Linked DNA regions of Homo sapiens: region 2 is linked to region 1. The links are chromatin contacts, found by Hi-C in ENCODE. All regions are on one chromosome and are shown on one strand. Each heading gives the region's core, a stretch centred on a gene start or an enhancer-like site at or near the end of the contact. The rest is flanking DNA. Distances are from core to core; before and after follow the strand shown. Region 1 holds the start of NTPCR (nucleoside-triphosphatase, cancer-related). Region 2 has its middle 16 kb from the start of KCNK1.

Region 1 (6,560 bases), core at 1,572-4,071:
TTGGCTTCTTCAGCTCTAGGAATCTTCTTTCAGTTAATTTTTTCTTCATTAGTTAAGCTGCTACCCCAATGCTGTCTGGATAAGAAATGACCTCTGCTTCAGGAGACCTCGAGATGATAGCTGTATACCAGGCACAAACAGATCAGAAAGCTCTGGAATTATTTTGGTTCTGGTTCTCCCCTAAGCAGATCCTCAGATAAAGATTCAAGTGCAGGTAGTTTAACCTGGGCAGTGACAACATGATGGACTGGCAGGGAAGAAATTCAGAAAGGGAAGGGAAGGACACCAGCATGAGGTGCACTGTCAAGCAAGTTCCACTGGGGGCAGCTGGAGCTTCAACCCCCTGGGGAATCCTAAGGGACAAGTCAGGGCAAGTGGCTCAGTTATCCTGTCTGAGGAGTGAGAAAGTAGGGAATTTATCAACTAACTTTCACCAATCACAGGTTGAAGGCTAATCCCAGGGCACAGGAATTCCCTGGCTCTTCTGGCCTGCTCTGTTTGCAGGCCAAGTGGGCTCCAGGGACCAGAGAAAGCCCTCCAAGATGAGTCATGGGTACAGACAGTTGGAAATCGGAAAAAATGCTAAGTGCCAGGGGCACTAAGAGGATATGCAACAAAAAGTGACCTCTTTGAGAGGAGACTTTACCTGATGGTCTGAACATATTGAGAAAACAGAAAGAAACTAGGCAAATAAAAACACCTGACAATAACTCCTAATGGGGAAAAAAGTTATGTGTAAAAGGAAAAAAAAAAAATTAGAGGGCATGGTGGTGCATGCCTGTAGTACTAGCTACTAGGGAGGCTGAGGTGGGAAGATGGTTTGAGCCTGGAAGGTGGAGGTTGCAGTGAGCCAAGATTGTGCCACTGCACTCCAACCTGGGCAACAGAGAGAGGCCCTGTCTCAATAAGAAGAGGGAAAAAAAAGATGGGTAAGGTGGCTCACACTTATAATCCCAGTATTTTGGGAGGCCCAGATGGGAGGATCACTTGAGGCTAGGAGTTGGAGATCAGCCTGGGCAACATAACAAGAGACAGGTCTCTACAAAAAAAAAAAAATACCCGGGTGTGGTGGCATGCGCTTGTAGATCCAGCTATTCAGGAGGTTGAAGTGGGAGGATCACTTAAGCCCAGGAGTTTGAGAATGCAGTGAGCTATAACTGTTTCACTGCACTCCAGCCTGGGTGACAAAGCAAGATCCTGTCTCTAAAATAAATAAATAAATGGAAAAGAAATCATAGATTACTATGTGGCTCTGTTGTGATTGTCTTTACATGGCCATAATACTGTAAACATTGACTAATGAAAATTACGCTGTAACTACATTAAGAAGAGAAGGAGAAAAGACAAAGGTGCGTGGGTTTGAGGACAGGTTTAAGAGAGCTACACTGTAGAATTATTTGAGTCTTTCAACTACGTGTAGGTAAGACTTTGATAAAGCAGAAACAAGAACCACCATCAATACAATCACGGTAACAGGACACCTCCATTAATAAAACACACAGTTGTCTTGGGGTCAGCCTGCTGAGTATCAAACTGCATTCCAAGTTTCAAATAAAGGATTGACAAACCAACTTTCAGAAAACAGTTCTTTGCAATACTTAGGAGTGACTTTAGATAGCAGGCATTTCTCAAACCACCCTCCTCCTCCTCACCCCCTGCTCCCCAACTCCCCCATCCAATGCCTGACAAAATCCCAAAGTCTGCAATATTAGCTGTAGCCTTTGCTACTTACAACTAAACATAATCATTAAAATAAAGTGAAAGAGAATTCTAGATCCAGGGTTACAGCCTTTGATATCTGAACCCACACTAAACTTCAAAATTAGATTTGCCTTGCAAAGGAGCTGAAGAAATCACTTTCTCCACTCTTAGCCCATCTATCTTTTTTTAGCCTATCTGATGCAGCCTACCTGTCCTTTTTAGTAATGCTTGATACATGGGTAGCGCCTTGGTTTAAAAGCACCTCCTCCTACACCTCTCATCTGACCTCAACGCTATCCTGCTTCTCAGATGAGAACTCCACAGGCCACAGGGTTGAGGGATCTGACAGACATCAGGAGGGGACAGCGACAGGAACAAGCAAGAGTGTCTGAGAAGGGCTCCTGTAGGTACCAAAGCTTCTCCACCTCTGGCCTCAGCTGTGGAGGGAATTCGTGGGGATGGAGATGGGGATGGGGGTGGGGGGATGAACTTAGATGGGAAAGAAAGGTTACAACTTCAGTTTCGCTGTCCTCCAACTAAAATTTACCATTTTTTTTTTGCACGATCAATGTAGCAAAGACCCACAGTAAGGAAATACCTGTGACTATCAACAGAAATTAGACATCTCCACTTCACATCGCGGTTGCCGCAGATCTCTTGAAATACCATTTGTGCAGACCACAACGTCAACACTACAGTAGGAGTTACCGCTGCCGCTGGCCCCTGCGGTTTCTGCCCTTCATCAAGAAGCCAGTCTAGGACCCCCTCACAAGTGTGTTCTAATCCTTTAGGCCCTGTGTCTTTTAAATCACGTTTTCCGGGAAGGAGTACAAACTCTTCAGACTACCAAGCCCGCCATTTAAATTGGGAACTTCAGAGGCCGGAGCCCTGGAGCCGGAGACCCTCCCCGACAGCACAAGGTCGCCCGCAGCCCGCGCGCCCCCACCCCCTCGACCTCTTGGAGGTGGGGATCCCCTCAGGGTTACCTGGGGGCCCCGTTAGGAACACGTGCCGGGCCATACTGGTGGGCGGGGGTAGGGGTTGCGGTCAGGGGAGCAGTCCAGGTTGGGGTCGCAATTCAGGTCAGGTCCGGACCAGGGTCGCGACTCAGGACCCGCCCACCGCGTGTCGCAGGCCCCGCCCCCAAGCGGTGCTTTGACCGGAAGCACCGCCCTCAAGACCACGCATGCGCCTTCTCCCGAGTCCCCGGTCCGCGCCTGCGCATTCAGCCCTCGGCATTGGCGCCTGTGCCGCGGCAGTTCCTATAGGCGGAGCGGGTTGTACGGTCTCTTAAGTTTCATTCTGGGTTCAGGGCTTTTGTGGGGTATTTGCAGAGATAAGTGCGTGAGAACGTCAGTTATTAAACTATTGCTGCTTCAAGTCAGCGCCATCACCCAAGTTCTGCCCCTTGACTCCGGACCTAGGAGCTGAAATTGCCCAAGGCTGCCGGGACAGCCCTTTTGTAGAAGGTTTGTGACCTGGAAGCATTCCTCAAAGGGGGATGCCATGTTAATGACTCCAACTTTGTTCTCAAACATTCCTGCAGAATAGAATCAGCTGGGGAGTTTTAAACTTGCTCTGATGCCTGGGTTTCACCTGCAGTAATAGGGAGTGTCAGAAGACAAAATTACAAGTTTAGTTTAAAGATCTAATTGGCTTATATTTAGGATCTAGAATCGAGAAATAGATCATTTCATAAAGCAAATAGAGTGTTCCAATGAGTTGTGCAGAGGAGGTTGGCTTTATGGGCAAAAAAAGGCTGAAGAACAAAACAAAGAGTGGGTATTTCAAAGTTACTTTCCTTATAGGGTTAAAACAGATTGGACTTCGTTATTGTACTGACTCAGGTTAACTACAATCTCCTGTTTTTTGGGAAAACGGGCCTGTTTCAAAGTTCAGTTTGGTTACATGGCACTTGGCACAAGTGACTCCATTCTGGTTTGGTCTAGTCTGCTAGGACCTAGTGCAGGAGGTTAGTCCAAAACAATGGCCTCCCATAAATCTTGTTTAACATGAGTAATTGGTCTTGAGCGAGTCTTGAGCACCTGTATTCTTTTTTCTTCTTTCTAAACTCCAGGAAGTTCCTGAAGTGCGCTAGGGTTGAGAACCACTGGTGTAGGCAGGCTTCCCGTCCTCAGCCATGCATAGGACGCCCAGTTTTCCCTCTTTACTTTCACACCAAAGTGTATAAAGATCTCCTCTTGCAAAGAATTAAATAGCTTCTCCGTCTCACTTTACCACTGCAAGTGTTCCGGCCAACGAATGACGTGGCAGTGGCCTTGGGCCACATTTACCTGTAAACTCTTTCAGTCTAACATGTGTACAGCTTAATTTGTAGTCAGTCGTTCCCCATCCTGGCTGAGAAAGCAGTTCAGTGAGTGCTCAACTTAATTGGTTTCTGCCCACACATGGACCTCTTGGTTTCCCTTTAGCCTGAGACATATGCCAGTCCAATGATTATCTAAAAAAACAAAGTTGGATTTGTAAAATATAGCTGTCATCACCATCATTTCTGCAACATTTGTAATGCTCTATTATTATAACAGTATACTATTTATTATCCCAACTGTTAATGTAGGGCCTTCCACCTTGATTTATTTTGCAGTCCATATATGTTGAATACAGTGAAAAGTTGATATAGTAAAGTAAATTCATAGGAGGAGCTTCCAAAAAAAAGGAAAAAAGTATATGTATCTCTTGTATCAAAAGTACTCGTTTTAAATGTTAATCAGATAGCATTTTCCATCACTGAAAAGCAGTTTGGATTTGCAAGGCTCACCGGAAGTTGGGTTCTTTTGTTTTGTTGCTGTGCCTGGAATTCTGGCATCAGTTTAAGTAGCTCAAAGATACATGGAATTCAGATATGGTGAATCAACGTCTCACAAAACAGAAAAAAAGACTCCATAGTTGAATGTACTTTATCCATGGAAAATGAATTATTTGGATGGTAGTTCCACGGATATCTTCTTGTTAGAAAATTCATTGATTTGATGCTTAATTTCTACAGTTTCCTGTATGTGTTATTAGGTAACAATAACAAAAAATTAAATAGCTTATATCTCTTAGAGATTAACAACAAAAGAAGATGGCATAAATTGAAACAAATTTTAAAATAAATGGGATCTTAAAGTACTGTACCATACTGAATCCAACTTTTGCTTCCTATCTAATCAACATCCAATGGACGGATGTTTGTGTCCCCCCAAAATTCATATTGTTGAAATCCTAACCCACAAGGTGAAGGTATTAAAGTGTGGGGCCTTAAAGAAGCAATTAGGTAATCAGGTCACTAGAGTGGAGTCCTCATGAATGTGATTAGTACCCTTAGAAAAAGGCGGGAGAAAACTTGCTTTCTATCTCTCTGCTCTCTGCCATGTGAAGATACGAGGAGAAGACTGCTCTCTGTCAACCAAGATGAGGGCCTTCCCCAAGAACCCAGTCGTGTTGGCACCCTGATCTTAAACTTCAGCCTCCAGAGTTGTAAGAAATAAATGTTTTTTTGTTTAAGCCACTCATCTGTGGTACTCTATTATAGTAGCCTGAGCTAACACACAAGGTAGAATTAATTACCTAAGGAACAGGTGATTCCAAAGATTTCTTCTGCAACACCTGGGTGCAGCCTCACTTATGACAGGATGCAGTACAGTTCTTTATTAAAACAGTTTGTAGGTACAACTCTACAGTCTCTACAATTATAAAATACCCTAAAGTCCAAAAAACACTGTTTATTTTGTTTTCATATCTACCCTTTTCCCAGAACTGTCCTAATTTTTAAACTGCAAATTCTGTGTCTTAGAAAGCCCCTCAATCCCGAGCAAACCAGGATGAATGGTCATCAAACTGTTAAAGGAACATTTGGGAAGTAAAGCAGAAGGTTTCATGTGGTTAAACAAGATAATTCCTTCTTACAAACAAGTCAAAGGCTAATAATACTTTATTGTAAGCTGGTTGTCTTGTCAGCGGTGGTTATAGAATGACTGTTTAATGCAGTCTGTACCTAAACTCTGAGCCATTCATACCCTGAGTTCTAATCTCTGTGCAGAACAATGTTCTATCCTGCCAGTAACCCAGTAGGACAGAAGCAGAGATGACTCTACACCCTCACCCCACCCCTTCCTACACCGCATGCCTGGATGTCCCCCACGCCCAGCTGCTACTGGCATCCTGTGGCATCTTCCTGGCTGGACACAGAACAAGAGTTCTGGCATATTTAGGGTACAGTTTCCTAAGTACAGGAAAACTGAAAACAGAACAAAGAAAAAGTATGGATGTGAAAATAACCAAGTGGGAAGAGAGACCATTGTGTTGTTTGGCCAGCCCACTGTTCATTTCACTGTATGGAAATAGCAGCTAAATTCTCCTTTTAGGAACCCCCTTTCTCCCAGGCTCTGTGATTGATAGGAGTGAACCTCCCTCCCTTTCTCATTATCCAAGGGGAATACATGACCCAAGCCTGGTCAACGAGATCATTCTATCTTCCCAGCCTCAGTGATTGACTCTGAGGAAGCATGTGACCCGGGCAACACATCTACCCCTAGCCAGTGGGGATCGAGGACAGCCACCAGCCACCATGACTGAAGCAGAGGGACAAGGGGAAGTGAGAGGGGGTGTGAGAGGCCTCCCCCGCATTCTCCCCAGTCACTCCTTGCTCATCCTCCAGGATGGGCTCAACTGTTACTGCTCCCCAAGGCTTTTGTGATTCTCCAGGCCCAGCCTCTGCTCCCTTGGCCTTCCCTTACAGCACCCCCTGATTGCTGGCATCTGCCTCTTCTCCTGCCACCCAGTTATGAACTCCTCCAAAGGTAAAAATCTAGGCTGGGTGCGGTGGCTTACACCTGTAATCCCAACACTTTCGGAGG
Region 2 (5,834 bases), core at 1-2,500, 650 kb before region 1:
TTCCCAAGTAGCTGGGACTACAGGCACCCACCACCACGCCTGGCTAATTTTTGTATTTTTTTTTAGTAGATACGAGGTTTCACCATATTGGCCAGGCTGGTCTCAAACTCATGACCTCGTGATCTGCCTGCCTCAGCCTCCCAAAGTGCTGGGATTACAGGCGTGAGCCACCGTGCTCAGCCCAGTTTTGCCATTTTCTGCAGCAGATGTCAGTTCTTTGAGTGACATGAAGATAGAGATTTGCTAGGTGAGGGGAAGAGTAAAGGAACTAGTGAATTGAAAGGCCTCTTTAAAAGGAGATTAGTTAAAATAATGGACCACAGTGTCTACACTGCATAGAGAAGGAAATAAAGGCAGTGAAGAGCTAATAAATCAGAAGGAAATGGAAGAATTACACAGCTGCTGGATTCCATGTGGTGGGAGACTGGTTATAGTTGGCAGATGGGAATGAAAGATGAAAAGAGAGGAAGCTGTAGTCGTAGGGGAGAAGACTTAGTTCAGAAGAGAGGGGTGAGTCCTGGGTTATGGCCATCTCTAGCAGTTAGCTATTGCCAAAGTGGAGGGAAGAAAGTCACTAGAGGGGCTGCAAGTCTAGTGTTCTGTTTATCCACGTTGAAGATGCATGACGAAGCCTGGACCGGGAGAGAGGAAGCCAACATGGCAAGAGCAGAAATCTTCAGGGTCTCAAGAATGAGTGGGAGGTTAGTGGATGATAGAGACAGTGGCTGAAAGAAGAAATACTGCGGTCAGAAGTGCCTGGCCAATTGAGGGTCCTTTTACTGAAGAAAGGAAGGGCAATTGTTTGAAAATTGATTCAGGGACTTTAGAAGGATGCGAATCCCATCTGCAGCCCTGAGGGGTAGTCAAATTAGCATCCTCCTCCAAGGGATGCCAGGACTATTCCAGGACAACCGAGCTTCAGGAAGGCAAAGAGGTAGAAGGTATTCTGTGTAGGCGTAGGTGCAGAAGTAGGTGAAATGGATTTGACTAAAGGGTCCCAGAGGGTACATGGAAAACTTTTCATAGGAGAGGAGCCATGGGAACTCTAGTTACAGGAAGCCCAGAAGAAACTGCAGGTGGGAGCAGAGGAGAGGAAGGATACATGGAGAGTTTACATTTTGCAAGGTGAGCAAGACAGAGAAATGCTGCCGCACAGAATGAACTGGTCTCGAGGTTTCAAAGTCAACTGTGGTAGCTTGAATGAAGTGCAGCTGAGGCTCAAGGTTGAGTGGCCCTGGCCACGGTCCACCTGGCTAGCAGGCAGTGTCTTCTGCTAACCCATCCGGTGTCCTCTACCCCCTCACCTAGTCTTCCCCCAGGCCCCACTGGATGCAAGAACAGGGTCATTTTCAACTTCAGGAATAATGTCACCGTAAACCAAACACCAACCTTGGCTGGTCTTTGTTACTATTCCCTTAATGCAGGCTGCACACTAGAAATTTTCATTCTAGATGTCCCAGTCACTTAATTTCAGAGCACTTATTTTTCTTTTAAATACTTTCACTTTTCTCTTTGCCTTTTTTCTTAAATGACTTCACTTTTATTTCATGCTTTAAAGTTTGTAGATCATTTCCATGAAATAATTCATTAGACAAATTCATTATTGTAATTTCATTACAATAACTAAGCAGGCCAGGCAGCATTATTCAATTTCCACAGATGAGTAAACTCAGACTTTGGGAAATCGTTTTTCAAGGGCATCTTTAGTTCAATGCTCTTTGGTTGTCACGAAGGGCCTGTCCTTTGAACTGCAAAGTCACAGCACATACTGACAGAGTTACTCTGAAACATGCAAAACGATTATGATGCCGTTGTGTGATATATTTAAAAATGAAACCTAAGAGTTTAGTAATAATAGCTTCCTGTTACTATTACTTTGTCATCTCTCAAGGACTTTTAAATCACTGAGAAATATATTTGTTCTTTTCTGAAAACCACATGAATGCAGATGACAGCGACAGATAATCAATCACGAGAATGATAAAGTGTGGTGGCTGCGCTGGAAACAATGAGTACGTTTAAAATCTGTTTAAGGTGACAGTTGTCTCTGAAAAATAGGAGTTGATGGGCCTCAGCCAGTGCTTCTAAGATTTTTATCATTCTGAGAGAGTAACTGCCTTTTCAATCCAGATTTTAAAAAGTCAGAAACTTCCTGAATGAGCAACTCTTAGAATGAACTTGGCACTTAACATGTTTGGAGATCTGGGAAGAAGGAAGGTTTTCATGGTTGTTTTCAATCTTATCTAAACATACTTGGCCAGAATTATAAGAAGTAAAAATACCCAAAGTGTTCATCCCTTAAAGCAAAACAGATGTCAATTAGGGATGCAGCATATACATTGTGATCAACTTGTAATGACCCCAAATCTTTATTGGGCTTTTTAGTAAGTATTTTGTATTTTACAGTATTCACCTGACTCATGATATTGTTGTTTTTGTAGGTAGGATGATGGTCTACCTGCAATTACATGGTTCAAAGTAATGTTTATCTAAAATATAAGACAGTTAAAGCTCATTCTTTGATACTCACTCCTCTATGCTACCTGAAAAATATCTTCAGTTCTCCTTCTCAATTTTTTATTCTTTTTTCAAGATAGGTAATCTGTAAGGCTCATACAAACACACATCAAAGATCTGCACCTGGACTCTTTTTTTTTTTTGAGATGGAGTTTCTCTCTTGTCTCCCAGGCTGGAGTGCAATGGCATGATCTAGGCTCACTGCAACCTCAGCCTCCTAGGTTCAAGCAATTCTCCTGCCTAAGCCTCCTCAGGAGCTAGTATTACAGGTGCATCACCATGCCCGGCTAACTTTTGTATTTTTAGTAGAGACGGGGGTTTCACCATGTTGGCCAGGCTGGTCTCGAACTCCTGACCTCAGGTGATATGCCTGCCTCGGCCTTCCAAAGTGCTGGGATTACAGGTGTGAGCCAACGTGCCCAGCCTGCACCTGGACTCTTGATCCTTTGGCTGACATTCCTCTCCACATCTAGATCACACTCCACAGCTCATTTCCTAGAGGAAACCTGTCATCCAGAGAGAAGGGAGAAAACAATTAAGAGACCTAAAAACCTGCCCAAGAAATTCTTAAATCCAGCTATAATCAACTAACACATTATTGCTTTATATTTATTCATCAGCCATAGTCATTTAAGTGTTAAATAAACAATGCAAACTCTGTCCTCTCCTTTAGTTACTTTTTATAGAGTTAAGGGGAACAAGAATAAAATACTCTTCTCCTCCCACCACCACCACCCCAGCATCATATCATACCCAGCTTGAGGGATTTCTTTACATAATCTGAAATGCTATAAATATATACTGTGGTTAGCTGATTCACATAACAAAAAAAAATGATTAAACATGTGTTATGCATCAGGAGACTGATGAAATATCACCATGGAAACTTTGATGCTGAGTTTATACGTGTAAAATTTTCACTTGCAAGATTACAGTTGCAAGTATCTTTGCCCAGATAATTGGGCTTCTTCATCAGAAGCAGGGAATCACCTTCCCATTTTACTAACCACCTACCTTGAACATTAGTCTAAATTGTCAGTATGATTTGTCATTTTTTTCACAGCTGAAGTGACAATAACAATCGTCCTCACATCTGTATTTTTCTATAAAGTTAACAGAGATAATTCACATGAAAGCATGATTATTTGGCCAATATGCATCACCTCAATGCGTGTTATAGTGTTCCTAACAGTGGTTTTATATCTTTCTATCTGTATATATATATATCTCCATTCTTCACCCCAGAATAGTGTACATTCAAGATTTCCAGCAGATTTTGGCATTCCACTTTTGACAATCGATTGACGATTTTCTTTTAAAGAATTTAAATGATGATATGAGGAAAGGAAGACAGGAGACCTGAAGTCAAAATCTCATCAGCCCATGATCAACAAACTCATCTAGTACAGATATTTACATGGGTTGTGCTTTATAATCAACCAACTGACAGAGATTACAACATCTCTGTCATGAGAAGCTTACAAAGAATGCATTATAAGAGTAATATCATTTTCTCCAAATGTTTTAGAAACATTAACAATAAACAGAAATACAACCAATAGGATTTGTAGTTTTTCATATAAGATAATAGCATATTTATGTATGTACAAATATCCTGTATTAAGCGTTAATAAAGTCCTTTATATAACTTAGATATGTATATATATGCATACCTACCTACATCAGTGTCCTTTAATTACACTAATATTAAGCAGAATTCTTCTACTAAATATTTAATGCCAACCAACCACAATCTATTGCATTAAAGTGCATTTGTCCTAAACATGATTTTAATTCATTCTGCAATAATAGTCATATCACTATTATCTATAAACTCCTGTCTGAATTTGTCAAGTCCACAGAAATTTTTAAATAAATGTTATATAGGAACTGGATTTAGACAACCCATGGTTATTATGTGTAAACGTCCTGTTGTGGAAATCTGATAGAAATATAAACAGTGAAAAAGAAAGAAATGACAGCTAGGTCACTACCAAACTGAGTTGAAATTCAGCCAGGCAATTTACTAAATTCAGTCTGTTTTTTATTGTTGTCCTCTTGCTGTCCATTTCAAATTGATTAAATATTTCTTTGAATCCTATACAAATTTTCATTAAAGATACAGTCATAAATAAGAAGCTTACTAATATCTGCTCAGTTTCCAAGTTTTAGCCTGCATTCCACCCTCCCCACAAAAGTTCATTATAGAAAGCTTCTAAAACACAAGAGAAGCCAGGCATGTGGGTTGCACCTGTCACCCCAGCACTTTGGGAGGCTTAGGAGGGAGGTTCACTTGAGGCCAGGAGTTCAAGACCAGCCTGGGAAACAAAGCAAGACCTTGTCTTTGAAATAAATAAATTTTGAAAATGCAAAATAAAACAGAAGACACATGAATACAGAACTGATTAAGGAGCACAAATATATTTCAGCTACATTAAAGATTGTATATAAGTGTATACAGTTATTAGCTTTTTGACAAAGGAGCCAAAGCAATCCAATGGAAAAATAAAGTACTACTAAACAAATGGTACTGAAATATCTAGATATCCTTTTTTTTTTTTTTTTGAGGCAGAGTCTTGCTCTATCACCCAGGCTGGAGTGCAGAGGCATGATCTCAGCTCACTGCAACCTCCGCCTCCCCTCCCAGGTTCAAGCGACTCTCCTGACTCAGCCTCCTGAGTAGCTGGGATTACAGGTGCGTGCCACCATGCCTGACTAATTTTTTGTATTTTTAGTAGAGGCGAGGTTTCAACATGTTGGCCAGGCTGGTCTCAAACTCCTGACCTCGTGATCCCCCCACCACGGCCTCCCAAAGTGCTGGGATTACAGGTGTGAGCCGCAGCGCCCGGCCAATATCCATATTTTTAAAAATGAAGCTCAGTCCGGGTGCGGTGGCTCACGCCTGTAATCCCAATACTTTGGGAGGCTGAGGTGGGTGGATCACGAGGTCAGCAGATCAATACCCTCCTGGCTAACACGGTGAAACCCCGCTCTACTAAAAATACAAAAAAATTAGCTGGGCATGGTGGCAGGCACCTGTCGTCCCAGCTACTCGGGAGGCTGAGGCAGGAGACTGGTGAGATCACGCCACTGCACTCCAGCCTGGGCGACAGAGCAAGACTCTATTTCAAAAAAAAAAAAGAAACTCAACCTCTATCTCTCACCATATACAAAAATAGATTTGAGGTAGATGATATGCCTAAATATAAAAGCTAAAATCATAATGCTTTCAAAGGAAAAGAGGAGAGTCTCTTCATTACTTGCTGTGATCTTTAATTGTATGGATCCACTTGGCTAGGCCACAGTATCTTACCCAG

The links. A loop is a pair of places that touch in the nucleus more often than their neighbours do. Pooled maps may share reads with other maps.
Region 2: a loop to region 1 is called in a map with no recorded cell type, with 13 times the contacts of the local background. The contact joins the enhancer-like site here to the promoter of NTPCR in region 1. A Hi-C loop is called at or near these places in 2 of 37 single-sample maps with no recorded cell type and 2 of 50 pooled maps.

The regions. Positions count from the first base shown.
Region 1 is chr1:232,946,872-232,953,431 of GRCh38, reverse strand. It overlaps NTPCR (nucleoside-triphosphatase, cancer-related), which reads right to left and starts at 2,821. Exons shown (of 5, transcript NM_032324.3): 1 at 2,688-2,821. The coding sequence starts at 2,721. LOC107985361 (a long non-coding RNA gene) reads left to right here and starts at 1,883. Exons shown (of 2, transcript XR_001738525.2): 1 at 1,883-2,104; 2 at 2,276-5,212. RefSeq lists enhancers at 233-442, 378-877, 2,006-2,545, 2,546-3,087, 3,000-3,099.
Region 2 is chr1:233,595,261-233,601,094 of GRCh38, reverse strand. No RefSeq gene overlaps it. Among named protein-coding and RNA genes, the nearest start is that of KCNK1, 16 kb to the left of the region's middle. Within about 2 kb of position 1,250, at least 2 of the 41 ENCODE cell types and tissues checked have a DNase peak (open chromatin) inside an H3K27ac peak, as active enhancers do.